Regions from separate parts of the Homo sapiens genome. Here regions 1, 2, 3 and 5 are each linked to region 4. The links are chromatin contacts, found by Hi-C or POLR2A ChIA-PET in ENCODE. All regions are on one chromosome and are shown on one strand. Each heading gives the region's core, a stretch centred on a gene start or an enhancer-like site at or near the end of the contact. The rest is flanking DNA. Distances are from core to core; before and after follow the strand shown. Region 1 has its middle 60 kb from the start of CAPZA2. Region 2 overlaps MET (MET proto-oncogene, receptor tyrosine kinase). Region 3 holds the start of COMETT (cytosolic oncogenic antisense to MET transcript). Region 4 overlaps LOC105375463 (a long non-coding RNA gene). Region 5 overlaps COMETT (cytosolic oncogenic antisense to MET transcript).

Region 1 (5,820 bases), core at 1,720-4,219, 490 kb after region 4:
AACAGTCCCTCTCACCCCAAGGAATTTGATGAAACAGACAAAATTACATAATTAATGAATATTAAAAATTATTCATTTCTTAGATTTGTGAGTTGTCTTGAAGAGACACCACAGTTTAAACATACACAAAGTGCAGGCTCCTGGGCAACAGACCAAGCCCTAACTCAGATTGGGCAACATATTGGACTTCTCTAAACCTGTGTTCTCATCTGTCAAATACATTAATCATGGTTACCCCCACAAAGTTGTTTGAGGACTTTAAAAAAAAGTGTATAAAGGCACCTGGCACACCATAGTTGTTCAATAATCATAATATCATTATTATCTTTAGTCTTAGACAATAAAAGCCCATGTATAGGTAGCCTTAGTTGGCTAAAGGGAAATGAGGCTTGGAGGGGCATTACAGATGTTTAAATCCAAATTCTTACCCCATTCTTTTTGTTTTTGTTTTTTGTTTGTTTTTTGGTTTTTGTTGTTGTTTGTTTTGTTTTGTTTTTGAGACAGAGTCTCACTCTGTTGCCCAGGCTGGAGTGCAGTGGCATGATCTTTGCTCACTGCAACCTCCACCTCCTGGGTTCAAGCGATTCTCCTGCCTCAGCCTCCTGAGTAGCTGGGATTAGAGGTGTCCACCACCACAACAGCTAATTTTTGTATTTTTAGTAGAAACGGGGTTTCACCATGTTGGCCAGGCTGGTCTTGAACTCCTGACCTCAGGGGATCTGCCCGCCTCAGGCTCCCAAAGTTCTGAGATTACAGGCATGAGCCACCATGCCCAGCCAACTTCTTACCCCATTCTTCACCTCACACCTGCTTTATATACAGTAGAAACAGCTGTGATTCTGCCTCATCCTGCATATGACAGTGAGGGTGAGAGAGGAGAAAGGTGACAAGACAGTGGCACTGGCAAGAGAACTCCCTCACTTCTTTCTCTACACTCCCCACTATCACTTTAATTACTTCTCCTGTGACAGATTCCTTTTTTCTGTTTTAGCCTTTAGACCTGGAATACACAACAGACATGGAAGAGAACATTCTGTCTAAATGACAGGCATGTTGCATGAAGGTGCAAGAATAAGAGCCATAGTCTTCAGTATTGGTGTCTAGAAATTATTATTGTTCCTCATTTTTGCTCAAATGTTAATAGATGGTTAATGATCATTCAGGTTGAAGAAAAAGTAAACTAAGTACAGTATTGTTTTAGTTATGTGCTATGTGTTTGAAGATGAGGAATACATGACTAGACACACATAGCAAGTTACACAGGCACACATGACTCACTGTTGTAGCACTTCAGACAGTTTCAAGACACAGAGAGGTATGCAGACGTTATGCCCCAAAGGAAGAAATGCTTATTGCTGTTTTTCTTTTTCATATTTGAGGGGTTCTTTCAGGACTATCTCAATTCCTTATCTATCAAAGAATTGGAAAGAACTTCAGTCATAAACCAATGAAATATTTCAGTTGGTGAATTGAAGGTAATAAAATGGATGCTTGCCCAAACTGTCCTTTGTTGTAAATTATTCCAGAGAACTAGATTACGTCAGCCAAAGATATTGATCACAATGCTGAGAGGTTTATAACTACTATTAACTTACCATGTGACCCCAGGGCAGAAATCTAGGAAAATTGCAAAAGCATATCTACTGTAATGAAAAGCCCATCATTAATAGGACTTACTATCTTGTCATCCAACTAGTACTATGTTGGCTTCAAGGCAAATATTTAACAAACATTTGAAACAGAAAGCACTTCTGTCTTCTCCCTTTTATCTTCCATTGATGTTCCCGAGCTATTCTGATGAATGTGTTTTTGTTCTTATCAATAAAACATGTAGGTTAAAATAAGTGAATATATTTATAATTATTAGCCTATATAAATTAGCATCCAAATATTGAAATAGCTCCTACTCCTTTATTATTACTATCATTATTTTAATAAGGAGTTAGCTCCTCATGTAGACCAGTTTAGAATACGGCTCAAGTCCAATTCTCCTGCGTAGTTAAACCCTACCTGGTTAAGCATTCTGAAAACTAGTTACTCTTTTTTTTTTCTTTTTTTGAGATGGAGTCTCTCTCTGTCACCCAGGCTGGAGTGCAGTGGTTCAATCTCGGCTCACTGCAACCACCACCTCCTGGGTTCAAGTGATTCTCCTGCCTCAACCTCCCAAGTAGCTGGAATTACAGGCATGCATCACCACACCCAGCTAATTTTTGTATTTTCAGTAGAGATGGGATTTCGCCATGTTGGCCAGGCTGATCTCCAGTTCCTGGCCTCAAATGATTGCCACCTCAGCCTTCCAAAGTGCTGGGATTACAGGTGTGAGCCACCACACCCGGTGGAAAACGAGGTACTCTTAGAGAAGCAATTCTGAGATGAAAATGGCCATATTTAGAATGCATAAACAGACATCTCTGATTTAAATTAACTACTAATTTAACGTTATTTTTGAAGCACTGGGCCCAAATTACAATGAGAATTAATTCTTATTCCTTTCTTGAAAAGAAGCCCTTTGTCTTTGTGCATTCAATTTTTCACTGTCACATGAGTACATTCTTTTCACCGCATGAGTCCCAGGCTGGCAGAAACATCCACTAATCCTTAGACCTCTTGGCTGGAACGACAAAAATGCATAAAATCTTACCAGGCCAAAAGAGATCAACTTTAAAAATCTTTGGCATCCAAACATGTCAGAACTGTTTTTCGCTGGTTCTGCAAACCATTTGTGTTCTTCATTTATGGTCCAGGGGATCTGTAATGTCAGTTCCTACTTTTATTGGGCAGCCTGGAATTTTTAAGCACCATATTTCCTTTACCTTTCTTGGTGGTTTATAATTTTCACCGCTGTTTTTACGAGTTTTCTTCTCTATGTCTCTAAGCCTAAGTGTGGAGATGTGGTAATAGACAGCCTGCTCTTTGCCAATCAAAGCCCTTACTTTGACGTTGGCCACTTTGTTCCTGTGACATCTGCTCTTTCCATTATAGACAAACTGGGGCTTTCCTTCTGCAGAACTGTGACTAAACAACCACCATATTCATCAGTGGCAACAATTCTTGTAAACAAGAAACGCTGAATACAAAGGCTTTGTGAAATCCTGCCCCCAAGAGGCCACATGTCTAAAGTCAGTCACGTGGTCCTCAGAAATGATTTTAGAAGTCTCAGTAAAGAAAAATTACAGAGACACTCAAATATCCTAGTGTGATACTGCTGTAAAACTTCTTCTAATTTTTTGTTAAGCTGTGAGAAAGGGCCTATGGAAACACCTGGATGAAGCAGCAAATCACTGTCCCAAAGTCACTAAAAATCATATTTCAGAAAGGAAATATCTAGCGTTAAAACAACATAGATGCATTTTTGAAAACAAATTGAATTGAGAAAAATAATAATGATAACAATAATGATCTAATCCCAGGACATGTCACAGGAATTAATGACTGACTAAAAGCTAATGGTCTAAGGTAATGCTCTCAGGAATTAGTCTTGCTTATTGAACTGCTATTGTTTTAGTAAACGAATGCTTAAACTGACAGAAAGTAAAAAATCAGGGCTGCCATTATGGAGCCTGGTTGATTCAAAGTGGGGCAGGGGGAGAAGCTAAAGCAAAAAAAAAAAAAATGCATCATTTGATCATTTGCTGTTCTTACTCAATTTTTTAAGTTCGTTTGTCGTTCACAAATTATAGATTCTTTATCATTTTTTTCTTTCATGTATCTGTATGTACTTTTACTTTTGTACTTTAAGGATGTGTTTACTTATGCATTGTTTTATTGACAGAGAAGTAATCTGATAATAAAAATGCAACTCCCTCTAGTGTAGGCATATCAAAGATCTAACATTCTGTTTGCCTAGAATCGTTTTATTTTAAATACTCTGATCTGAAGAAAATGTGGATCCTCGGCCGGGCGCAGTGGTTCACGCCTGTAATCCCAGCACTTTGGGAGGCCGAGGTGGGTGGATCACCTGAGGTCAGGAGTTTGAGACCAGCCTGGCCAACATGGTGAAACCCTGTCTCCTACTAAAAATACAAACATTGGCTGGGCGTGGTGGCGGGTGCCTGTCTGTAATCCTAGCTACTCAGGAGGCTGAGGCACGAGAATCGCTTGAACCCCGGAGGCAGAGGTTGCAGTGAGCCGAGATTGCACCGCTGCACTCCAGCTCGGGCAACAGAGTGAGACTTTGTCTCAAAACAAAAAAAACAAAACAAAAAAAAAGAAGTGGATCTTCCATGTGGGCTTTAGAATAGTGCCTCAAAATTATACTTCACTTAGAACTTATTACTCAACATCTTATTTCAAGAGTATTCTAACAGCTGACTTCTTGATTCTACCTTTCCGTATTGCCTCTTCCTTATAACCCCAAAACAGCTACCAAAATTATATATCTGATCACTTCACTTTCCTGCTTAAAAACCTATGCCCATTCCTAGATGTTCTCTGTGCAGATCCTTTGTTGTTTCATTTTGTTTATTTTTATTATAAAATATATTTTTGAGGAAAAAATTTTAAATTGGACAAAAAGATATAAAGTGAACAGGAAATATCCTCCGACCACTTTCTCTCCCCCTCCATCCTCACTCCCCATGGGTAGCTAATATTAATGCACTTTTTCAGAAATGTTCCACTCTGCATCAGTGGAACTGAACTAAACCAGACACTTTAGTACATCCTTCAATAACCTTTGTCTTATTGACCGAACTATGACTCGGCACACCCTTCCCCAGTCAAGAATATTGTTCTTCTACCTCTGTGACTTTGAACTCTCAACAGAAATATCCCCCTTTGGGGTATGAGCCATATAAACAGGGCTAGACCAAGCTCTGTGAACTACCCCCTCCCCCACTGACTTATAATTTGATATTGCTTCAAACCAGTATCCTTTACCTTTGTTTTGCTCAACTTTTATTTAAATGGAGAGGAGATTAAAATGATTTTCTCTTAATAAAAAATTAAAGAAAGAGATTCACTTGTTTCTATTTGCCAAAGCAGAATAAATATATTTTTAATCAACAAAATAGTATGCTTTTCTAAAATTCTAGTTCTGTTTTTCAATGGAAATTTGCAGTGAAAGTTTCCAGATGCTTGGAAGTTATAAAGAGTTTTAAACTTAGGTAATAAAAATAAATCACCCATTTATGATAAGCAGCACTCTGTGAAAGATTATTTCAGAATCTCAGCTGACTGACAACTTTTAGGAGACTGAACTGTACTTAAGTGTGGCAAACATGCATCATAGAGATGGGTTGTTTACTGTAGCAAGTTACTTGCCTTCGGTCCAACTGTCCTTTTGGCAGAAGCACACCAATCTAATTTTGCCTGTTACATAAAGAGCCACATGTGGAAACCTGAGTCGCCTGACATCATGTTACTGACTTAATCCAGTCATAATTCAGCGCCCAGAGAGCGGCTGGCAGGCCCACCCACCCCCCACTCTCACTCTCGATGTATTCATGATAGCACAGAGGTTAGCTGGACACACTTGGGAATCAGATATGCTAGGTCAGACTCATTTCCACCACTTATCAGTAGTGCGATTTTGGACCAATTGCGTAACCCTCCTAAGCCTCAGTTTCTGAATCCATAAAGTAGAAATACTAACAGTGGCTTCCTCATAAGATTGTGCAAAGATTGAATGAGACAATGTGTGCAAAGCTCTCAAAGGGTGGCAGTCATTATTGCCGGAGACCTTGATTTTACTTTTTAAATTTTTATTCAAGACTCTAGAATAAAATTACCTCCACAGATGTCCAAAGTTTGGCACAGTTCAGAAAAGTCTGAAGGTAAAAATCATGAAAACAGACATTGATTTTCTTCATCCTTTTTGGT
Region 2 (5,839 bases), core at 2,901-5,400, 460 kb after region 4:
TGGTAAAAGCAAAAGGTCTGTATTGTATCAGCTCCATTATCTTTAGAAGTTACAGGATGTGAGTCAAGTACAAGCATTTCCTTGGTTGAATATTTACCATTGGACAAATAAAATGAGTCACAGATCATTGAGGATACTGGAAAAGTTAGAAGTTGCTCATCCAAACAAGTTCAAGAGCAATGAAGCACTTAACATTTTAACATTTTCAACACTTACTACCTCTTATGTTTTGAAGTTTATGTTATTTCTATGGAGATACACATAGTAAACATTGTCTTTGCCCTGATTCCATTCACCTTTAAAAATCCATTCGTTTAACCGTGTGGAAAAATCAAACCTAGTTTATTGTTTTGAAATTTAGATCTATTTAGTATTTTATGTGCACATTTAGTGCATCTATTTAGTATTTTATATGCACATTTCATAGTTCTAATCTGAGATCATTAAAATTTACAAATTTTCTTTGAAAAAAAAACTTACCTAATCTTCTTTGAACCTCCTTACTCACCAAAGCTCTGTCATCATTGCTAAGAAGGTTGAGTTTCACACTCTTTTCTCCATTGAGCCTGCTCCTTGGAGACATGAAAAGAAAACAGGTAAAAGAGGGTCATTTAGAGAGAATGAGAAAATAGGTGCACAGCCAAAACCTAATGAAGAGGCAACTGCAGAGCTTTCCTCTCTACATCTGGTGGGGACAGCATTCTCATCAGACTTTTTCACGGAGACCTAGAGTGCTATGTGGTGTGACATCAGGGTGGCACACTGATGGTTTCAATTGGTTTCTGCACATGTTGGAATTTAGCTGAAGAGTCACGTTTTCATGCCAAAGGGCTTTTATCCATGTCTCACCAAGGATTTCCCTCAATCTGTGCACCCTTAAGCATTTAGAGCCCTGATCTCCAGATGCAAAGGCTTTAGGAAGTGAGAATGAAAGACCTGAGTTTAGAGAGGCTGATTGGCATTCCCAATCCCCTGGGGAAGGTTTAGAGACCCTGACTCCTTGGAATTAAGGGAGCAAGTACCCAGCTAGGCTCCTTCCTTCCTCACTCACCCAACATTTCAGGTACTTCACTGATGTTCCACATCCTTCTTTAAAGGTTGCTCTTGTCTTTTTTCTGGCTAGTGTCTACTATAACTGTAATTGATGCCCAACGCTTTTCTGGAACCACTTTTGGCCAAGTTCATTTATTATTAATCAAACTGTCCACTGTAGAAAATACTAAAAATGCTCAAGTGGGATTAGGAATAGTCAAGGTACTAACAGCATTCTTTTTATGCCCTTCTCTCAGATTCTGATTCTCCTGCTTATTTGCAAACAAATGATACATTTTGGTGCTAATGAGGAACCCCCACATAACCTTCTCCCTGTGTTACATACTAATACATTTCAATACTATGCCTAGTTTATCTTCATGTCAGTTGCTGTGGCTATGATGCCCCCTCCTTGATATGTGTGAATTCCCAGTGGAAAGAGAAAGGGAAAGTGGAAATGCCCTATTTGGCATTAAGAAATTGACTATCAGCACCATTTCTTCCCCTGAAATAAAAAAAAAAATTCTCCTTGCAAAAGGGAACTTTGCCTGAGGTTCTTACAGAGCTTTGGTTATAAAGATCAACTTATAAAGAATGCTTACCCCTTTCATAGTGTCCTTAACTAAACAACAAGGATGGTCCACTAACCGAGATCTAACCTGCCTTCTCTAAACAACAGTAACACTAAATCCAGTGCCATCACTGCACAGTGGAGAATTTACCACTAATGTGAAAAGCTTTCAGTTTTGGGAATATAGCCATTATTTATTTCTAATCATATGTGTATTTTTCCCTTGGCCAGGAATCCATAGGTTTTGCACAATAGTAATTAATTCCATTAACAAATAGTAGTGTCTCAAAAGGCATCTTTTTCATTTTCTTATATTTGAGCTGGATTTTTGTGAGACGAGGCAATTGCTCAACTACCTTTGCTGCTACCACTGCTTCCATTCTTAAGGACATAGTATATTCAAAAATAAACCATAAGCATGGCTTTTTGCTATTGATAAAGAGAGAAATGTCTAAGGAAATGAGGGTAAAAAGCTTTCAAAATTAATACTTAGTCTACTTAAATGAAAATCTGTAAACATCTAATGAAATGCTTGTATATATAACTTAGTATCTTTTCCCAATTTATTATCATTTTTATCAAACTAATTCCATTATAAAAGCTCTTCCTGTTTCAGTCCCCATTAAATGAGGTTTTACTGTTGTTCTTTAATAATTTTCCTTCATCTTACAGATCAGTTTCCTAATTCATCTCAGAACGGTTCATGCCGACAAGTGCAGTATCCTCTGACAGACATGTCCCCCATCCTAACTAGTGGGGACTCTGATATATCCAGTCCATTACTGCAAAATACTGTCCACATTGACCTCAGTGCTCTAAATCCAGAGCTGGTCCAGGCAGTGCAGCATGTAGTGATTGGGCCCAGTAGCCTGATTGTGCATTTCAATGAAGTCATAGGAAGAGGTAAGTATTTCCACTCAGCTTTTTGTTAAATACGATTTTCCAGTAAGCATTTTATCTTTGGCCTTTGCAGATTAGGAACTTAGACAATGGTGAAAGCAACTGACAGAGCAGTGATAACAAGTGTACTTGATTTCTGTTCTATAGAAATGTAGCCCTGTAAATCATATCCGTGGGGATTTGCCCTTGTGCATGGAAGCAATTGGATAATCCCCCAAATATATTAGAACTAAATCACAATTCGTCCTCGTCCTGTGTGTACTAGCAATTATAGTTTCTTCAAAGGTGCCATTTACTTTCTTCTAAAACTCAGGGCCAGGCGCAGTGGCTCACACGTGTAATCCCAGCACTTTGGGAGGCCGAGGCAGGTGGATCACCTGAGGTCAGGAGTTCAAAACCATCCTGGCCAACATGGCAAAACCCCGTCTCTACTAAAAAAATACAAAAATTAGCCAGGCGTGGTGGCGGGTGCCTTTAATCCCAACTACTGGGGAGGCTGAAGCAAGGAGAATTGCTTGAACCCAGGAGGTGGAAGTTGCAGTGAGCCAAGGTTGTGCCACAGCACTCCAGCCTGGGCAGCAGAGCGAGACTCCATGTCAAAAAAATAAATACTTATAAATAAATAAATATCACTCCTTTAATTTTGAGTATTTTTATTCAATCTCTCTCCAGTCTTTCTTTACCCTGAGAACAGTGACAAACTCTATGAAGCCTGGTTTATAGCAGTTTGTACACTGCTGGACAGCATCAGAAGACAGAGAATTTATAGCATTCTCCTGATCTAAAGCAACATATATCATCTCTACAATGCACTCCAATTTCTTTATACAAAGATAAATGAATATTTGTAATAAGCTAGCCAAAGCAGCAATAACAGCTAGCATAAACAGTATTTGTGGAAATATTTAGCAGGAAAAGAAACCAATCAAAAACCGGGAAATGAACTTCATTCTTCTTGTTGTTTTTTTTTTTCTAAAAAGCTTTTACCCTTAATACTAAATGGCCTCTGATCCCTTTTATTCTATATGTGCTGCAAGAGGTTGTACAGGCATCTGCCAGTGTGATACAAGAGAAGCTGATGGCGTGATTTCCCTTATATGAACACAAGGCCTTCTCACTTTCCTGTGGTAGCATCCACACATTCTTCTGTCAAACACCCCAGAGCGTAATCCTTTGTGTGCTCCTTCTTCCCCAAGAGTGGCTTCACTGTTAACAAACATCTTTCCATTTCTCTTCAGAGTAATATATAGTTCTGTCATAGGCCTATAAATCCCAGTAATTGCATCAATTTTAGAGTGTGTGGACTCACTAATTGTGTTCTAATTCTACACATTTGGAAAACTAGAATTTTTTATCATGAAAGGTACTAAAATGGCAATTATTTCTCTTTTGAAGTTATAATCATTAACAGCTCTATAAATATTAGCTACTATGTATTTATATGTTTTTCTGCAGGAGAATAGGAGCACTCAAAAGCATAAGTTTTATTTTATTCTTCTTTGCATTAGTAGAGGGCAGCCTAATGCCTGACACTCACATACTAGGCACTCATGGTGTCTTGGCCAGCTGGATGAATTAATTAGTGAATGACTTACACAGCTATCAGACATTTGGCACCTCTGGGGGAAATTACTGCCACTGGATAAAAGGCTACCATTGGGAAAATGATGTGGTTAAAGCCAGAGAGAACTGGATGAAGTGAGTCAGGGTGAATTTGCTTCATCTGGGCAACTGCCTTTCAGTTTCTGCCAACCTGGATTACGTATTAACCAGTGACTAATGGGGAAATCCTTATTCTATAATACTAATCCTATTTTTAATGGTAACATTTTTATTTCATTTCAGCTTATTAGAATATAGAGAACTTATTTTATTATAGTTCTTCATGTGGGTTAACTTTATTTTCATATTTTAAAATACTATGTCATCCTTTAAAAAAATTTATTTGATGAGGCCGATGTTACTCACCTTTTCAGTGGTTCCACTGTGGTTGAATATTTTATTAGGTTAGGCTTTAATATGAGTCATATCATCTACAACTTATTCATGAATTAAATAATCACATTGCTTATATCCTTGGGTGAAATGTGTTGCATCTACATATATATTTACAAACACACCTACGTACCTATAGTGGTATTGTTAAAAGTATTTTTTAAATGTACTCTTTTGCTGTATAGAAAGAAGAAAGAATAAAATGAAGCTCATAAAGGGTTTGATAAATAATTATTTCATAATTAAATGTTACGCAGTGCTAACCAAGTTCTTTCTTTTGCACAGGGCATTTTGGTTGTGTATATCATGGGACTTTGTTGGACAATGATGGCAAGAAAATTCACTGTGCTGTGAAATCCTTGAACAGTAAGTGGCATTTTATTTAACCATGGAGTATACTTTTGTGGTTTGCAACCTAATAAATAGCTTATAATAAAACGTTGATTTACACTTTCCCCTTGTGGAAAAATCAGCTACCACTGAAATTATGGGCCTAATCCTGAAAATTTGTTTTGTTCTAGACTTTTATTGAACTACTTCCCCTGAAATGATCCCTCAGAGCCCTCATTAGTAAGGGGGTAGGAGAAATGAGGTTCTTGGATGAACTGAGTATCATTTAACTATAACTATGTTTGGTTTATAATATTTGTTTTGCAAGTGACATTTCTGGAAACTATTGGAAGCATGTTGGCACCTACAGTAGTAATGACTCATTTTACCCAGAGGCATTACTATAATTATTTTTTAACCACAACTTCCATTAAAAAGATAAAAAATGAAATAAGACAAACAGGAGAAAACTACGCTGGCCAAAAATTGAAAAATCATAAGTATGGTAATACCTCATTTATCCACATTTTTGGAGAGTGAGGCATTCCACATACATGAACTTCCTAAATAAATGAAACCTACCCCTTTTTAATGCTGGAACATTACTTAAAATTTTAGCTGTTATTGAGAAAATCTTTTTAAGATGAAATGCATACTCTGTTTAAGGGAATGCTTCCAAATACAAACTAAGTCTTTATTGGTGACCCCAAGCCATAATTACAGCCATAAATTACTATATTACACAAACAGTGTACTCCACATACATAGTGTTCCTGGCTCCGCCTGTGTTGACAGGTCTCACATGCTTGCGTTTTCTACTCCCATTTCTCATTTTCTGCTTGCAAATTGCAGCAGCCTGAAAAATGTTAACCAGCTCTACTACAAACTTTATATGGGACTTAATAAGCTTTAAGTGCACAAATGAAAGATTTTCCTGCAAGATACTTTACTGTCACAATTATTTCAGTCTTTTTAAAATATAAATCAACATGCTAAGTAGTGTTCTACATG
Region 3 (5,648 bases), core at 972-3,471, 370 kb after region 4:
CTCTGTTAAAAAAGTCAAAATCCTTGGCATATTCTCCTTTTTTTCTCACATGCCTCAGATCTGACTCCATCAGTAAATCCGGATGGAGTTCGATCTGAGGCATGTGACAAAATAGCTCTGTCTTCAAAATAGAACCAGAATTCGGCCACATCTCCCCACTCTCCCCTTCCTTCCTGGCCCAGGCCACCAGGGTCCCCCTCCTGGAACACCACTGGAGCCTCCCAGCTGGCCTCACCACTCCACCTTTGCCCTGAACTGCCCCCCAGCCACTAGCAGTCTTCTCTCCCATATGATCGAGGTGAATACATTCCAACATAATCCCCCCTTGTTCAACACCCTGCAATGACTCCCCATTTCACTCCAATAAAAACCTGAATCTCCCAGGGGCCTACAAGGCCTTACATGCTCTGCTTCTTTGTCCTTTTGATCTCAGCTCCCGGTCAACAAAGTCCAGGCTTACTGGCCCCCTTGCTGTGCTTCAGACACACCAGGCACATTTAGTTCTTCCTTCTTGCCTCTGCCCAGAAATCTCTTTTCCCATCTCAGACATCTGGGTCCACAAAAGCCACCTTCCCAATTTCCGAGCTACAAACCTATCCCCATACCTCTCCTCCAGGCAGTTCTGATGCCCCAGCCCTACTTTTTGTTTTTCCCTGTAACACACATCAACTTCTGAAACACTACATCATCAGCTTGTTATGGGTATTAATTGTTGTCCCCAGCTAAAAAGTAAGTTCCACAAGAGCAGGGGTGTTGGGTTTTGTTTACTGATGTATCCCAAGCATCTGATGCATAGTAGGACCCCAGTAAATACTTGTCAAATTTGGTCTTAAATAGCTGTTGCATAGACAAAAGTGATATTGGAGAGATGGATTTCGGGATTCTCTGGAGATCCTTCAACAAAACATATCAGACTTTCTTTAATGTGGCCACAGCCTAATCTTATACCTTTTTCCACTGTCAACCCAGCCCACCTGGCCTCTATGCCAATTGCAGCTTCCTGGACAACCCTGCATCTTCTCCCCAGGTGCCCGTGTGTGAGTCCACTCCACCCAAAGTGTCTGTCCCCTACCTCAGCTGCACCTGAGCAGCTCCAACTTATCCTGCAAGACACAGCTCAAGTAGTATCCCCTCTGAAATACTCCTTGGCCCCGCTTTCTGTCTGCATAGTTAGCTCTTCTCCCCCGTGCTGCTCCACTGACATGCGCACACCTTTACAGCACAGCCTGGGCGTGTTGCAGGTGGAAGGTGGAGATTCCCAGTCAAGGGGCAACACCTGTATGGTTGGAAAAGTTGTTTGTTTTAATTTCTTGCCCTCTCTTCTCTCTTCTATTTCTTTCCTCTCCCATAAATACACATACCGCCTATATACACACAACCTGCCCTGAATTGTTTTCCTTGAATTGATGAGTTACGTAAATGCAATCCTAAGCACAGTTGTTTTCAGGTTGTCCTAACCTTTTGCTTTATTGATTTTTCAAGGATCCAGAGTGTTTACTGAGTTTCAGAAATTGGATTCTGTACTTATTTTTCTGTACTATCCTAGTTTTATGAGAATCTATTTGCTCAGCATTCTCTATTCTTTTAAAAGTGTTTAAGATTTTTGTAAACAGTTTTGTTTGGTTCTTTATTTTCTGGTGACATATTGATCTCAACATAATGCTATTCATATACTTTTAATTCTTCTTCCAACACTGTTAGGATTGCATTATGTTCACCCAAGGAATCCACATCTGTACAAAATGTGGCCAGGTTTGGCTATTCCTTCACATTCACAGTATTCTCATGATTTCTAACAATTCTTGTCTACTTTGCCTAAATAAGAAAATGTCATATACTGACAATTTTGATCGTGAAAAAGAGACCTTAGTTCATACCAGTGTCAGAGTCTACTTGCAAACATTGATTTCCAAGAAAATTTCTCAGGTGTGAGCAAATAAGCAAAATAAATTCAGACCTAAGAGAAAATAGCACTACAAGGAACGCCCAGCTCATTCAAACGCTCTGCATTTTGAGACTAGAGGGGGCTTGGCCTTTGGCACCCTCACACCTCTCCCCTTTGTCTCTCTGTCCCTGGGTGCTGATTTCTCTTTCTTTGTGTGACAGCCACTGTGAAAAGAATGGGGTTCACTCACCACCTGCATTCCTCCACAGCCATTTGATATCTGCTTTCGATAACAGCAGAGGAAACTGATCAGTCATATAAATCCAATCCTGAGCATAGTTCCTCGTTTGGAATTGTACCATGCTTTATGCCGAGGACATTTTCAAACACGGAGGGAGGGGATGTCTGATTCATTCGTGAGTAATGTACCAGCTTCCTCTCCAACTTGTCTCCCTTCAGTGGTTCACATTCTGACTATTCAGTCGGTTTATCCTTTCCAAACCCAGTATTTGAATGCAACTGGCAAAGGTTGATTGCCTCTTTTTTTTTTTAATATATAGACTTGGAAAGATGTTTCTCAAATGTGATTTGCGGATTTATGTTATTCAGTCTTCCTGGATTAATTGAACAAAAACTGGTAACACTGCTACACAGTCTGAATCACAAAATTATGTCCATCCATTTGGCTGAAAAATACGAAAACAAATACTTGTATAAGTTTTCATGCATTTTAGCACTTTCTTTACATTGGGGAAGTTCAACCTTCACACTTTCAAGGGCAATGAAACATTTTTGTCTGACCTACAATTTATTAATGGGACAAAAGCCCATCTGTCAATCAGGGCTCTGAGAGTTCAATGTATTTTCTGAACAATATTTTTTACATTATGTACAATGGTAAAAACAAATGTCCATTTATTCTTCTTTCCAAGAAGTTGAGTACTTTCAACCATTCTTAAAAGGACAAAGATGTTTGCTGACAGAATATGAATTTATAAAGGATAATCTTGAGGATATAATGGCATTCTATTCTTTTTATCTTTACTCTTGCCATATCAGAGTTGGATAATAGTCTCAATCATATGTTACAACTAGAAAATGCACAATTGGCTTTTTCTTATGCTAACAGGCAGCCATTTTCAACTTTTTAAATGATTATAGGACTAAGAGGGGATGCAAAAACAGATAAGAATCTGAATAAAAGCACTATCTGTCAAAGAAACAACATTTGTGTAATAATCAAGAAACCGTTTAGAGCACCCCCTGGAAACATTAATTATAACACATGCAAATCATTCCTGTACAAAGCTTAACTTGTTTATCTCCTATAGCCACCTGTATTTGAATTTTTTAATAAGCTCATTTATTATAAATAAAGCATGTAAATCAATCTGGGAATACCTTTTCTGTTTCAGAAATTTCATGTAAATGACAGGCTGCCACATACAGTACAACTATAGAGGGGAAAAAGTTTCTTTACTCCCTTTCATATAGTTATACCTTCATATGACACTTAAAACCACCTGCCAGGAACTTTTAAAACATGTTTTAGATGCACAGAAGCAAACCCAAATGAAAAAATGCTATGCAGTTTTGCAATACATATATACCACAGAAAGCTTTAAAAACATTCTACCCCAACAGATAAATAGATTTGGCCCAAATCTTTTTAATGTGAGTTTTGTGGGTAAAAAAGATTATTGTTCCCTTATTTTTCCCCATTTGCTGACGACTAGGATTGTCATATAAAATACATTCCTGGGACATGCTTATACTAAACAAATTATCCACTGTTTATCTGAAATTCAAATTTAACTCAGCATCCTATATCTTTACTTGCTAAATCTCAGTTGGGATATGGGCTTACTCTTTTTTTTTTTTTTTTTTTTTTTTTTTGAGACAGAGTCTGGCTCTGTCATCCAGGCTGGAGTGCAATGGTGTGATCACGGTTCACTGCAGCCTCAACCTCCCTAGCTCAAGTGATTCTCCCACCTCAGCTTCCACAGTAGCTGGGACTATAGGCACATGCCACCATGCCTGGCTAATTTTTTTATTTTTTGTAGAGATGGGGTTTGCCCAGGCTGGTCTCAAACTCCTGAACTCAAGCAATCGTCTGGCCTCAGCCTCCTGAAGTGCTGGGATTGCTGGCGTGAGTCACAGTGCCTGGCCTGAGCTAACTCTTTTTTAAAGAGTTAAAATACTGGTTCCTATTTGTTTTTACTTCTCTAGTATGGGAGGCTGTTACTGTGGCTTCTGTCTTGGGGGGCAATTTTCGAAGGGCTTCAAGAACTTGAACCGAGGTTAGAGGAAAACCACAAGATGGCTAAAGGGTGGGAAAAGAAGAAATAACACTATTTAAACTTTAGATGAGAGGACTAAAGTGATGAAACAGTCACCAGGTATTTGGAGTGGTCTCACCCAAGGGACTGTGCCAACTTCCTCATTTTTTATGAGGGCAGGCAAAAACTGGCCAAAACACAAGTTAGGATAATAAGCATAGTAGCTATTATTAAATGCTAGGGTGTGCTGCATAACTGAAGGACAGTGTTTCTCACAGTTTATCTCCAACTCTCATGGCCAACCCATGAGATGTATATCATTATCCCCACGTTTTGAATATAAGAAACTGACACTCAAATCAGAAGGCATGTCAGTGAAAAAGGCCATATTCACATCCCATCTAAGTCTGTCTGACACTAAAGCCCACACTCTCTCCACTACACTCCACCTTGTCTCCAGAATGTTTTGGGCTGTTTAAATGTGATTATACCAAAGAGCAGTTGAATGCACTGAAAAATTCTGAAGATTCCTCCTGTCCCTTCGATTCACTGTTGGAAACCATTGTCAAGGTAGTGTCTGGCTACGATAGAAGGGATTTTTGACATGGCCTATTGTTTTATCTTTTTAAAGTAAATGTAGGTGCTTTTGATGATCATAACACTAACTGTTAAGTCTTTAGGCATAAGAATCAAGCATTCAACTAAGCATGTTTACAAATTTGCTTTCAGCCCAGTGGATCTATCCACTTTTCCATTTAGGTTGCACATTTAGATTTCGGAGTTTATCCTGTTATCTTCAAATCCACGGACTGTACACTCTTTGAGGGAAGAAACTCTTAGTATCTAGTCAAGTACGTGGCATGCAATGGGTGCTCCCAAATACTTGATTAATATCATATGATATAATGTAATATGATTCTTCATAAACAGTGAGTGTTTATAAATACAGTATTTTAAATGTCATTAGGAATCTTCTATTGGAATCTTAACTTTATTTTAATAGACCTACTTTTAAAGTTAATAAACATAATATAAATGTGGACAGGGCTAAGATTTTTCCCTAAGATTTCACTCTGGCAAGTCTTCCTGGAGATTTAGCCATGGCTATTTTTATGACTGTAATTTCCTTAATATGGGGCCTCAGCCATATTCCATCATCATAAATCCCTTTCTTGCACTTAAAAGCAATGTTGAAATATTTTCCAGTTTCTATATCTTAACTCTTTACTTAGATCCATTATTTCCATTTTGAGATTATCTTATGTAAATATTGTAGAAGATTTTAGAATTATATAATAAGAAAATACTAGTATACCACCTCAGAAATCTTAACTAATAGATATGTTCTCAAATGCAAAGTGAAATATTTAAAGTAATTATTCAAGTAAATAAAGAGACCATCTTTGTCCCAATTACTTGAATATTTTACGTAAAGTTGGTTTTATGCACTTGACTTTGTGTTTAAACTCAAGTTTGTAGTATTG
Region 4 (5,368 bases), core at 2,138-4,637:
GGGAAAGACTGGCCCAGTAATTATGACCACCTTTAACTGAGTCCAGGCACTGTCAGGCAGTGTCCAGGCACAGTGTCAAGCACTCCATGTACATTATTTTATTTAGTGCTCACAACAACCCTATGGAATATATACTATCATTTGCCAGCTATTATCCATGAAGAAACTAAGGTTAAGGAGAGATTAAATAACTTGCCCAAGATCACGCAGACAGCAAATTGCAGAGATTGTTTTGACTGTAGAGTTGAAGTTCTTAAACCCTGGGCCAGCCAGTCAGAATCTGAGAGGAGACAAGTAAGGTTGGTGAGGGGAATGGGAATTGAAAGGGATGAGGAAAGCCTTCTGAAGGAGAAGCCATTTCAATGGAGTTTTGAATGAGCAGGAGTTGGCCAGGTGTATTTTATCCGGGGGGCTGGTAGTGGAGGAGAAGACATGTTTGCCAGATAAAGCAGCTGTGGAAGGGACTGAATTTCAGTCACTTGTTATTTAGCTAAAGACATGGTCATTCTAAAGTCCCTACCGAGTTCTTGCACACTGATACCAGGGTTTTCAATGAGTAGTGCTCAGTTTATAAGAGTTAAGAAGTCACCATTTTTTTTTCTTAGTCCAAATGAAAATAGTGCTTCATCTGAGATCTGCGTATGAATGGCTCTGCCTGTCTTTGGTCAACCCATTTTCCACTCCCTTTACTTGTCCCTTCTTTCCCTCCGGCCTCTAACTCTCTTAGTCCTTCCTTCTTTTCTCTGAAATGAAGCTCTCTCCTACCCATAGAGAACACTTCCTCCTCTGGTTCACCAGGAAGTTTTTTTGGGCACAGCTTCATGGCCTCTCACAGTGATGGATCCTTATTTAAAGCCTGAAATCGATTTCCCCATGGCATCACAATATCTATGGCCATGCTTCCCTCTCAAACATGTGCATTTACTTTTTTTTGGAAGGAGAGAGGAGCAAAATTCATAATTCTTTTCTTCTTTCAGGCCTTTTAATAGTTCCAGTTCTTCTCTGGTCAATCAATCCCCATTTAGTGGAGGCTTAAGCTCCCTCCAGCCTGATTCTCTTTTATACGGCTGCCTTTCTGATGTCGTATATCGGTACAAACAAATAAACATAAAGAGGTTTGGTTTTTCTTTTTTCAGTTTGTTTCTTCTCAGGAAAATAAATTCTATTTAATTTTTCTGACTCCAATATACTCTTGCATGTCATAGAATCTTGTTTTATAATCAGCTATTGGAACTTTAGTAGGTCTACAAACAACCATTTCCTTTCCTAACTAAAATCAGAACCAATTGAAAAAGAGAAGAGGAGTCAGACCACTGCCTCACAGACAGTGGATTTTAAAATGTGGCTTTAGATCTGCAGTCGTCACTGGCCTCCAACACGTAACTCCTGAAAGAGACTGTCAGAGCAGTGATGCCAACGCAGACCCGGGGAATGACAGGACTTCCCCAGACAGTCCCCACCGGGCAGAGTCTGCCCGGTGAGCTCATTCCCTCTAAGGAGGAGTGAATCAGGACAGCTAGAGCTGGGACTGACATGTTGAAGCAAGTTTCTGCACACAGAAATAGGAGGCCAGGGTAAAGGAAAATCCTCCATGTTGAGATGTGGAAAGAAACCTGATTTTTGTTTGTCTCCCTTTATAACATTAATTCCCATTCCTTTCAGATTAGACTTTCATGTGTTATTTGTCGTTTACATAATGCTTTTGAATACAATTATTTAAACCTTTTTCTGTCTGTCTCACATTTCTCGGATGAGATATTCTCACTTTCCTCTTAAGGGTATTTTATTGTTCTTGTGTAACTACTGTCAAAAAATAAAAATTTCAACAAATTTAGTTTAATGATCTAAACTATTAGTGATTCATTAATCAGACGGTATCCCATCTATGAAACAGAAAAGCACGCTAGTAAGCTGAGGAGAGGCAGTGGGCTTTATAGGCAGAAAAGCCTGAAGAAAGCAGAAACAGGAACAGAAAGCCGATTGGTTGTTTCAAAGTTACTTTCTTTAAAAGGATAAAGCAGAGCCAGGGGACTTTCTTATTATGTCAGCTCAGGTTGACTGGGCCCCTTTTAATTGATTGCTGTGAATCTGTTTTTTGTTGTTGTTGTTTTGTGTTTTTTTGGGGGTTTTTTTGTTTGTTTTCTAACTGGCTGATTTTAAAGTCCAGTTTGGGGACCTAGCACTAGTGATTCCATTCTGGTTTGGTCTGTTCTTCTGGGCCTAGTGCAAGAGCTTAGTCCAAAACAATAGCCTCCCATAAATTTAACACTACTCTCAGTAAAAATAACCATTGGTATTTTTATAGCATGGCTTTTAATAATGCCTATATTCTCATATTTGCAAAGTGCATTTTCCTGAGCTGATTTTATCAGTGGCTTTACTTCCAAAATAATTTCCTTTTAGGACAATATCAGAACGGCACATACAAGTGTCCCCAAGTCATATTTGGAATAAGATCACTTGGGAACACAAGTCAAAGAAGGTATGTAACCAACTCACCTCATCTAATGGAACAGGTTTCCCTGGGCAAGCATAAGATTATTGTACATTGTTCAAAGATTTCAAGACAGATAGCGTAGATTTCAAGAATGCCAAACATAAGGCAGAGAGGAGTCTACTGGGATATTTTCCCGAATTGTGGCTTGTATCTCTCTCTGGTCTATTAGAAGACCTCCTGCATACCCCTAACAAGAGAAAAAATGACAGATGAAAGAAAGAGAGAGAGAGAGACTTTCTTGTAATTAATCTAATAGGCATTTTTAAAATTGAACACTTGGACTTCCTCCAACTGGCATCTTTAAAACACCCATTGATTAACAGGCAAATGGGATGAGTGAATTCATTATAAGAAGTGAATCCTTTGCGTCCACCAGATTCTTCTGCCTTCATTGTCATCAAAGTTCTTGGGCTCACTCACTGGCTATCATCCCTCTCACTCATCTCTAAAATGGTTTCAACATCCCCTCTGTGCGGTCCAGTTTCTCACCTAATTTGCATTAGGCTGATTCATTCATTCCTCAGCAGGGTTACTTGATGTGCTTTCTTCCCAGTGGCATCCATGTGTAAAGCTGTCTCTCACTGGCTCTTATCACAGTCAGATTCAAAATGCTCATTTCAGAAAGACTGCAAGTCTTAATAGAAGGTATAGAATTTAACAACATGAACACAGTGAAAGTTTAAGAATGGTTTCTGGAATACCTGAAATCTATTCTGCTTATATTAAAATGGCTTTCGGCAGAGGGTGAAAAACCCTGCCGGCAATCAGAGCATTCTGTGACATTCAAGTCTGCCCAGAGTCAGCAGCCAAGCAGCGTGCTCTCTGATCTACAGATTTGCATTGTTCACTAACCTTCCTGTGCCAAAAACACTCAGTTGCTCCCTTTCACCAGCCTCTAAGGTCACAAGACAGACAGTTCTTTCTTGATTACTCAAACAAATACACGTCTGATTCAGAGCGGGGAAAAAAGAGTTGCCAACAGTCAAGGCTTAGAAAGGCCAGGGCTGCTTGCACTTAGAAGCCAGCCTGATGAATCACCACATCCATGACTAATTGTGGGGTTCAAGTGTGCCCAGTTATAGAGCCTGTTTTTTAGAAAGGAAAATGCTAAAGAAGACACATAGAAATGTGGAAGAAAACTAGACACTTTTGTGTGACTACACAGATGGCCCGTGGTCATTAACAGGCTTGATACATACCTTTCTCTATATATATATAGTTTTTTTTTTTTTTTTTGACAGAGTTTCACTCTTATTGCCCAGGCTAGAGTGCAATGGTGCAATCTCAGCTCACCAAAACCTCCGCCTCCCGGGTTCAAGCAATTCTCCTGCCTCAGCCTCCTGAGTAGCTGAGATTACAGGCATGCGCCACCATGCCTGACTAATTTTGTATTTTTAGTAGAGATGGGGTTTCTTCATGTTGGTCAGGCTGGTCTTGAACTCCCAACCTCAGGTGATCCGCCAGCCTCGGCCTCCCAAAGTGCTGGGATTAGAGGTATAAGCCACTGCACCCAGCCCTCTCTCTATGTTCTTTCAATTAAGCCCCAGAAAATGTGGAAATGCCATTGCCCTCAACCTGGCTTTCCTCACAAGAGTAAACTTCATGGGCTTAAAAAAAATTCCAAACATTTTTTAAATCTCATAAGGTTAAGAAAGGGCAGTCGACTTCAATAAATTATGATGCTGATGATTTTTGTTTTAAAAAACTGGCAAAAACAGACTTTTACATATATATGACTATCATATATGACTTTTACATATACGTATATAGGTGAATTACTTATATACATATAAGTACATAAAGTATACAGTTACATGTATGTTAAAGTATGTATATACATATCTAATGTAAATATACATATATATGCACATATGAACCTATATCTTCATTGCATGCTTATGTAATAGATGCAGTGTGTAATATGTGTAAATCCATGTTTTATTTGTATAGATACCAAGGACATGATAATAAAAATGACATAGTTCTTGTCCTCAATTGTATAGTCTGTTGGGAAAGAAAACACACAAATAGAAAAAATTTTCATATAGAGAATTTTTAATATTCTCTATATGCTGCTATAAAATCAATAGTAGTCATGCACAGGGTGTTGTTGGCATAAGGGAGGAAACCTTGAAAAAGGGGTACATGTTAGGGAAAGCTTTGGGAAAGTGAGAGATGAGCTGATCTGAAAGGACTTGTAGTAGTGACTCTTGTTGAGTGGGAGGGAGGGGTAGGCAATGAATGGAGGAAATCCCAGGTAGAGGAAAAAGAGAGTACCAGAACAGCCCCACATTTATTTAAGAAATTGAAATTATAGCTAAAAACCTCCACACACAAAACTCCAGGCACCAAAGTTTTCATGGTTAAATTGTACCAAACCTTTAGTAAATAAATAAAACCAATTATACACAAACTCTTCCAGAAAATTTAAGACAAGGAAATACTTCCCACTTTATCTGGGAGGGCTGCCTTACCTTAACCCAAAATCTAGATGTTACAAGAAAAGATAACTACACAACATTAAATATCCCACATAAACATAGGTACGAAAAACCTTGAGAAAATTATAGCAAATGAAATTTAACAACATATAGAAAGAATAATACATCATGAATAAATGAGGTTTATTATGAGAGTGCAGGGCAAACATTTGGAAATAAATTGACGTAATTCACCATATAAAAAACAGACGAACATCTCAATAGGTGCAGAAAATATAATTGACAAAATTCTATATAGATTCATGATAGAATGAACAGCACTCAGTAATCTGGGAATAGATGGGAATTCCCTTAACTTGATAAAGGCATCCATTTAAAAAACAAATAACCAAAATACTATAGCTAGCATCAAACTGAATGGGAAATGACA
Region 5 (5,105 bases), core at 1,053-3,552, 310 kb after region 4:
TCATCAAGTAAAGACCAATTATTATCACAATTAAATACTAACCTATATATTAAATGGATCAATGTATGATGTGAAAAGTGAAAACAAAACACATTTCACCATTTGGAGTAATGAAAGGAAATATGAGTTATTTCTAAAAAATCAAAGTAAGTACATCTAGTATTATGATTGCTAACTGAAGTCAAAAATATTAATAGTGATTAGGAAAAAATCACAGCCCACCAAAGAGATCACCTAAGTTTTAGATTTAGATGATAATAAATGTAAGAGTTTAATTAGTTGTGAATTAGTTCAGGTGCCCTTTAAGCTATTTGTACTTAAGTGACGTGAATCATGCCTGACTTGGCTGGCTGCATTTGTTTCTAACTATGATTTAGCCTGGGCACACATTAACTTCCTTAGCATAGTGTGAGCACCGGCCCAGTGAATGTCTGTCTGTACAATCCTGGTTAGGTTTTTTAGAAGAAAGTTGTTTAAAGAAAGGTAAAAAAGCATAGAGACTTTTGAAACCTGTTTTGTTTTCATGTTTCTCTAAAATTTCTCTGGGAACAAAGGCTGTTTCTTGCCAATTATTGGAAGAGAAGGGAAGTATCCTCTGTTCACCTTACCGAGTTTGCCTCTTCAGGGCATGTTTTTGCACAGAGAAATCTCTTACTGTAGCCTCATGCCTTAGGAGAGAGGTCAACAGACTTTTTCTTTAAAGGGCCAGATGGTTAATATTTTAGACTTTGTGGACCAAGAAGCAAAATCAAGGATAGTACATAGACACTTACATAAAAAGAAAGAAAATATATTTTCACAACATTTTTATTGGTAAAATTCAAAATATAGTGATTATAACAATTCGGTACAATTCTTTTGGAATACAGGTCTACTAATGAAAAGAATGAAATTCACTTAATCAGGAGTTTAAAGTTACAGTTCTAACTGGGCCCAGTGGTTCACGCCTGTAGCCCCAGCACTTTGCAGGGCCAAGCTGGGTGGATGGCTTGAGCCCAGGAGTTTGAGACCAGCCTGAGAAACATGACAAAACCTTATCTCTATAAAAAATAGAAAAATTAGCTGGGTGTGGGAGCACACACCTACAGTCCCAGCTATTCTGGAGGCTGAGTTGGGAGGATCACCTGAGCACCAAGAGGTCAAGGCTACAGTGAGCCATGATCACACCATGGCAACAGCCTGGGTGACAGAGTGAAACCCTGTCTCAAAAAAAAAAAAAGTTAGAGTTCCCTATCATCAAATAAATTGCAAATATTTATTTGTAAAAATTATTCTTAGCTCATGGGCCATACAAAATAAGATGGCCAGATTTGACCTGAAGATCATAGTTTGATAACTAAGAGACTTCATAACCGTGCCATGAAAGGGTTAAAAGGCAGACGAAAGCAAAGACCAGCAACAGTAGAAACTGTAACTTACATTTTTTTCTGAAATATATTTATGTGCTTCTTTATTGCACACTTCATTTTACTTGACCTTCTCTTTGATTGGCCAAAGGTATCCATTTGCCTTGGGAGTAGATTAGAATTCTTAAGCAGAAATGAAAAGGGGGAGAAACAATCAATGTTTAGTGACTGACTACTAAAATAAAAATGTTCAGTTCCTAGTAAGACCAGAGTACTGAAGTCAAGCATAGCTGAGAGAGTTAAACTTTTTAAAAAATTATTTAAATTTCTCTCTATATCTAAAGAGCCAGATTTGACTGGCTGCTACCTTCGGTTTCACTCATATGAAGAGACAGGTTTCACTGACTGCTACCTTCAGTTTCACTTAGCCAAAGTGAATTCAAACTGTCTCCACAGGAGAGAAGAAACACTGTGTGTCATTGGGCATTATGTAAGTCACCTAAACCTCGGACTCTTTATCTGTAAAATGGGAATAATGATTCCTACTTCCTATGGTTATGTGATTAAAAGACCTAATGAATATAGAGCACTTTCCACAGTATATGCCAACAGTACTCAGTAAACCTTAGTGCTCTGACTGTAGTAGATAAACAGATCAAACAGTTCATCTTTATGTATGATGTAAAGAATATCCATTACATCTGAGGTAATCCACAAAATGAGTTTTTCCTTAAAGGCGTCTACTGTCTAATCATTCAGGGTCCATTTTCCATGCATTGCTTATGCAAAGCTTATTATCCTCTTCCTTCACAAGGTCCTCTTTTACCTGACTCCATGCTCACTGCCTCACCGTTACCACCTCTCCTAGACCTGAGCTTGCTCTGCCACAAAGCAGGTAGTGTCCACTCCGCCCACTTCTCTATACTCTTGGACTCAGCACTACCGCTTCTATGGGCTCTTCCAAGGTTCAGAAGCCAGGACGCCAGTGAGTCAGTTGCCAAGTCAGAGCCACAGGCTCAGCTGCTGTGACGCGCCCCTCCCCTTGCGTCATTAAACAGTCAGAAGACTACAGCACGTGTCCTTAGGGAAAAGAAGGCTCTCTTGAACCGGTGCAAGCCTCTCCCTTTTCCACCAGTCATTTCAGAGTCTCAAGCTTAAAAGTGTATTCTCCAGCAAAGAAAAGCTGTCCCATACTTAGAGCTCTCCTCCCAGTGAAGATCCAAAACAGACTATGAGCTTATTAATGGTCATTCTCATAGAATTGTAACATTCTAGAGCTGAACAAGGTTTAAAGGTAGTCTAATACAGCCCTTTCATTTTGTAAAAGAAGAAACCGGGGCCCAGAGAAGCTTTGGCTTGTCTGAGGTCACAGAGCCAGATGAGACCTGATTCTTAGTCCTGTATCTTTCCATTAGATCCTACTATTTTCTGTTTGATCTGGTGGTAAAAAGACAGGGTTGGATTACATCATGCATGCCCTTTAAATAATACAATCCAAGTAACTGCCATATTATAGGGACTATTGACAAAAGAAGGGAACACCCTCCTCCACTGAGATCTGCATATATTGCAATAAGCAAATGTCTTACATTTAACTTGATTATCTGAAAATTGAATTTACATAACTAGGAACACATGTGATATTATGATGGGACTAATGCACACCAAAAAGGATGACTTTTATCTACAAAATATACTCTTAGTATCCTGACTAGGGACAATGAAAAATTCAAGATGTTCAATTCTCACCCATCTGCGGTGTGTGTGTGTGTGTGTGTGTGTGTGTATATATATATGTGTGTGTGTGTGTGTGTGTGTGTGTGTGTGTATTTATCCTGACAGTATATGACAGATCAAAATTTTCAATTGGTGAAGTTTCCTATAAACAAGGAAAGACCTGGCCCTGTTATGAGTTTGCCCTTCAAGCTGGAACTCCAGCTGGGACTAAATCCAGTGCTGTGGGGCTCAGCAGTCGATGTTGTTGAGACTGAACACAGATTATAAGGACATTGCATTTATCTAGACTTTGGTTAAATATAAGGGTTACAATAAAAAGAAAGAATATATCATGTCAAATTTGGCCAAATCCATGTAAACTCTAACCTACTTAGCCTACTCAGCATACACATTCTGAACTGTAAACTATAAACATTAGTTGACTGATTAGTCCTCAATTTCACCATGGATTAAATAACAGAACACAGAGTTACTGTGAGACTTGTGGTAGAAAATCTTTAATTCATTCCCCACATATGTGCTAACATTTGATACAGCTTAGAATTTAAAAAAACATAAAAGAAGGCTATAAAGTAAAAGTTACAAAAAAGGGGGAGGAAAAGGAAAAGGAGACAGATGATTTTATCAGAAACTTGGAATGAGGCACTTGTCACAACTAAACACTGAATTTACCCTGGGCTTCCTGACCACAAATAGTAGTGATGAAACTAAGCTCCTCATTTTTATATATTTATAACCACATAGACAGCACTTTGTTTATCTCATTTAATCCCCCTGGTTTCACATATTTTGAAACCAAGGGAATCACATATGTAAAGAATTTTCTGAGTTGCATGGTTATAAGCCAAAACTGCCTAAACTAATGTAATGAAATTACATTATGGACTAATTGAAGGTCTACGATTACTTATCCAAAACTACTGGGAACAGAATTCAGAATTATTCAGGATTTTAAAATGTAATCAATTATATAGAACCTATGTTAAGTATCATATGTTACATATCATATTCAGATAATCTAGGGTAGTACCCTATAATCAGACAGATTACTATTTCTAAAATGAAATCTATAAGGGGTTACACTGGCTGGTGTAGGTGAAGTCTATAAATATCTTCACATAAGTTCACACTAGATTTGATTTTGCACCACTGGAATTTGTCACAAATTTATGAAAAAGTTTAATTTTCAGAGCTTTTTGGATGTAGGAATGGTAGATAAAGAGATTATGCTTATGTGCTCACACACATACAAACACTTGCACATACACAACAAATAACTATACATAAGCGGTGCAAGCTTGGCAGTTTTTCTTAATATCTGTTTGACCTGCAACAAATCATATGAATCTGGGCCATTTTCACACACATTAAAAATAGGAGTAAATGTGGAATTAACCAAAGATAAACTGTGACTAAATGTTGCAAACACTCTTCGAAGCACTCTCCATGAATGAGCATAGCCGGGAGGTTAGCAGACCTGAACGCCTTCACAGCTCTGCTGTTGACATTCCATGTGACCCCAGAAAAGTCACTTGGTTTCCCTGGTCCTCAGATTTCTCTCCTGTAAAATGAGGCCGTTGGAAGTGATGGTCTCTAAGGCCCTTTTCAGTTCCACAAGCTGTGCTTATAAAGTTTTTCATTTTATTCATGTCTATAGGTTTAATTTTTAAAAACAATACCCAATAATAAGGTTTCAAATTATCTCTTGGTCTAATGTGCCTGTTTTTACACAGTGTCAATCATCCTTGAGTCACTGAATCACAAGAGTTTTAGGCCAGTCATTTCCTTCACCGTTTCTAAATACTGTACCCTGTTTTACACACAAGCAACGTGAACAACGAAGCGTGATGGTAAAAACAGGACGCTCCGGCTCCCTTCAGCTGGACTTTGCAAACCTCTTTGTGTTATTTTACACGCCTTGATGTCCTAAAAATAAGAACAGAAAGTGCCGCAAGATTATTTCTCAACTCTGGAAATATTTGTGAGTAATTTTGCCAAACTTTATTAGTCAGAAATGCTAAT

What was found. Hi-C counts contacts between places; a loop is a spot of excess contacts on that map. ChIA-PET counts read pairs that join two places held with the same protein, here RNA polymerase II (POLR2A). Pooled maps may share reads with other maps.
Region 1: a loop to region 4 is called in a map of endothelial cell of umbilical vein, with 2.6 times the contacts of the local background. The contact joins two enhancer-like sites. A Hi-C loop is called at or near these places in 1 of 168 maps with a recorded cell type or tissue (endothelial cell of umbilical vein) and 5 of 50 pooled maps. POLR2A ChIA-PET finds 5 or more read pairs at or near these places in 1 of 52 experiments (activated T-cell).
Region 2: a loop to region 4 is called in a map with no recorded cell type, with 7 times the contacts of the local background. The contact joins two enhancer-like sites. A Hi-C loop is called at or near these places in 3 of 37 single-sample maps with no recorded cell type and 5 of 50 pooled maps.
Region 3: a map of PC-9 shows a loop between it and region 4 (6-fold over the local background). The contact joins the promoter of COMETT here to the enhancer-like site in region 4. A Hi-C loop is called at or near these places in 1 of 168 maps with a recorded cell type or tissue (PC-9), 6 of 37 single-sample maps with no recorded cell type and 4 of 50 pooled maps.
Region 5: a loop to region 4 is called in a pooled map, with 7 times the contacts of the local background. The contact joins two enhancer-like sites. A Hi-C loop is called at or near these places in 2 of 37 single-sample maps with no recorded cell type and 4 of 50 pooled maps.

What each region holds. Positions count from the first base shown.
Region 1 is chr7:116,799,947-116,805,766 of GRCh38, forward strand. No RefSeq gene overlaps it. Among named protein-coding and RNA genes, the nearest start is that of CAPZA2, 60 kb to the right of the region's middle. Within about 2 kb of position 2,970, at least 11 of the 41 ENCODE cell types and tissues checked have a DNase peak (open chromatin) inside an H3K27ac peak, as active enhancers do.
Region 2 is chr7:116,772,606-116,778,444 of GRCh38, forward strand. It overlaps MET (MET proto-oncogene, receptor tyrosine kinase), which reads left to right. Exons shown (of 21, transcript NM_000245.4): 15 at 2,276-2,506; 16 at 4,784-4,864. Among named protein-coding and RNA genes, the nearest start is that of CAPZA2, 87 kb to the right of the region's middle. RefSeq lists enhancers at 1-864, 19-163, 3,422-4,621 and a cis regulatory region at 85-98. Within about 2 kb of position 4,151, at least 8 of the 41 ENCODE cell types and tissues checked have a DNase peak (open chromatin) inside an H3K27ac peak, as active enhancers do.
Region 3 is chr7:116,685,806-116,691,453 of GRCh38, forward strand. COMETT (cytosolic oncogenic antisense to MET transcript) reads right to left here and starts at 2,222. Exons shown (of 5, transcript NR_165033.1): 1 at 2,136-2,222. All of the region lies in intron 1 of MET (MET proto-oncogene, receptor tyrosine kinase), which reads left to right.
Region 4 is chr7:116,314,029-116,319,396 of GRCh38, forward strand. LOC105375463 (a long non-coding RNA gene) reads left to right here. Exons shown (of 7, transcript XR_001745336.2): 4 at 2,404-2,482. Among named protein-coding and RNA genes, the nearest start is that of TES, 110 kb to the left of the region's middle. RefSeq lists enhancers at 3,111-3,190, 3,291-3,440. Within about 2 kb of position 3,388, at least 23 of the 41 ENCODE cell types and tissues checked have a DNase peak (open chromatin) inside an H3K27ac peak, as active enhancers do; they include PC-9, where a contact is called at or near this core.
Region 5 is chr7:116,628,754-116,633,858 of GRCh38, forward strand. The region is part of intron 2 of COMETT (cytosolic oncogenic antisense to MET transcript); the gene reads right to left. Among named protein-coding and RNA genes, the nearest start is that of MET, 41 kb to the right of the region's middle. RefSeq lists enhancers at 1,658-1,777, 4,686-5,105 and a silencer at 3,408-3,608. Within about 2 kb of position 2,303, at least 13 of the 41 ENCODE cell types and tissues checked have a DNase peak (open chromatin) inside an H3K27ac peak, as active enhancers do.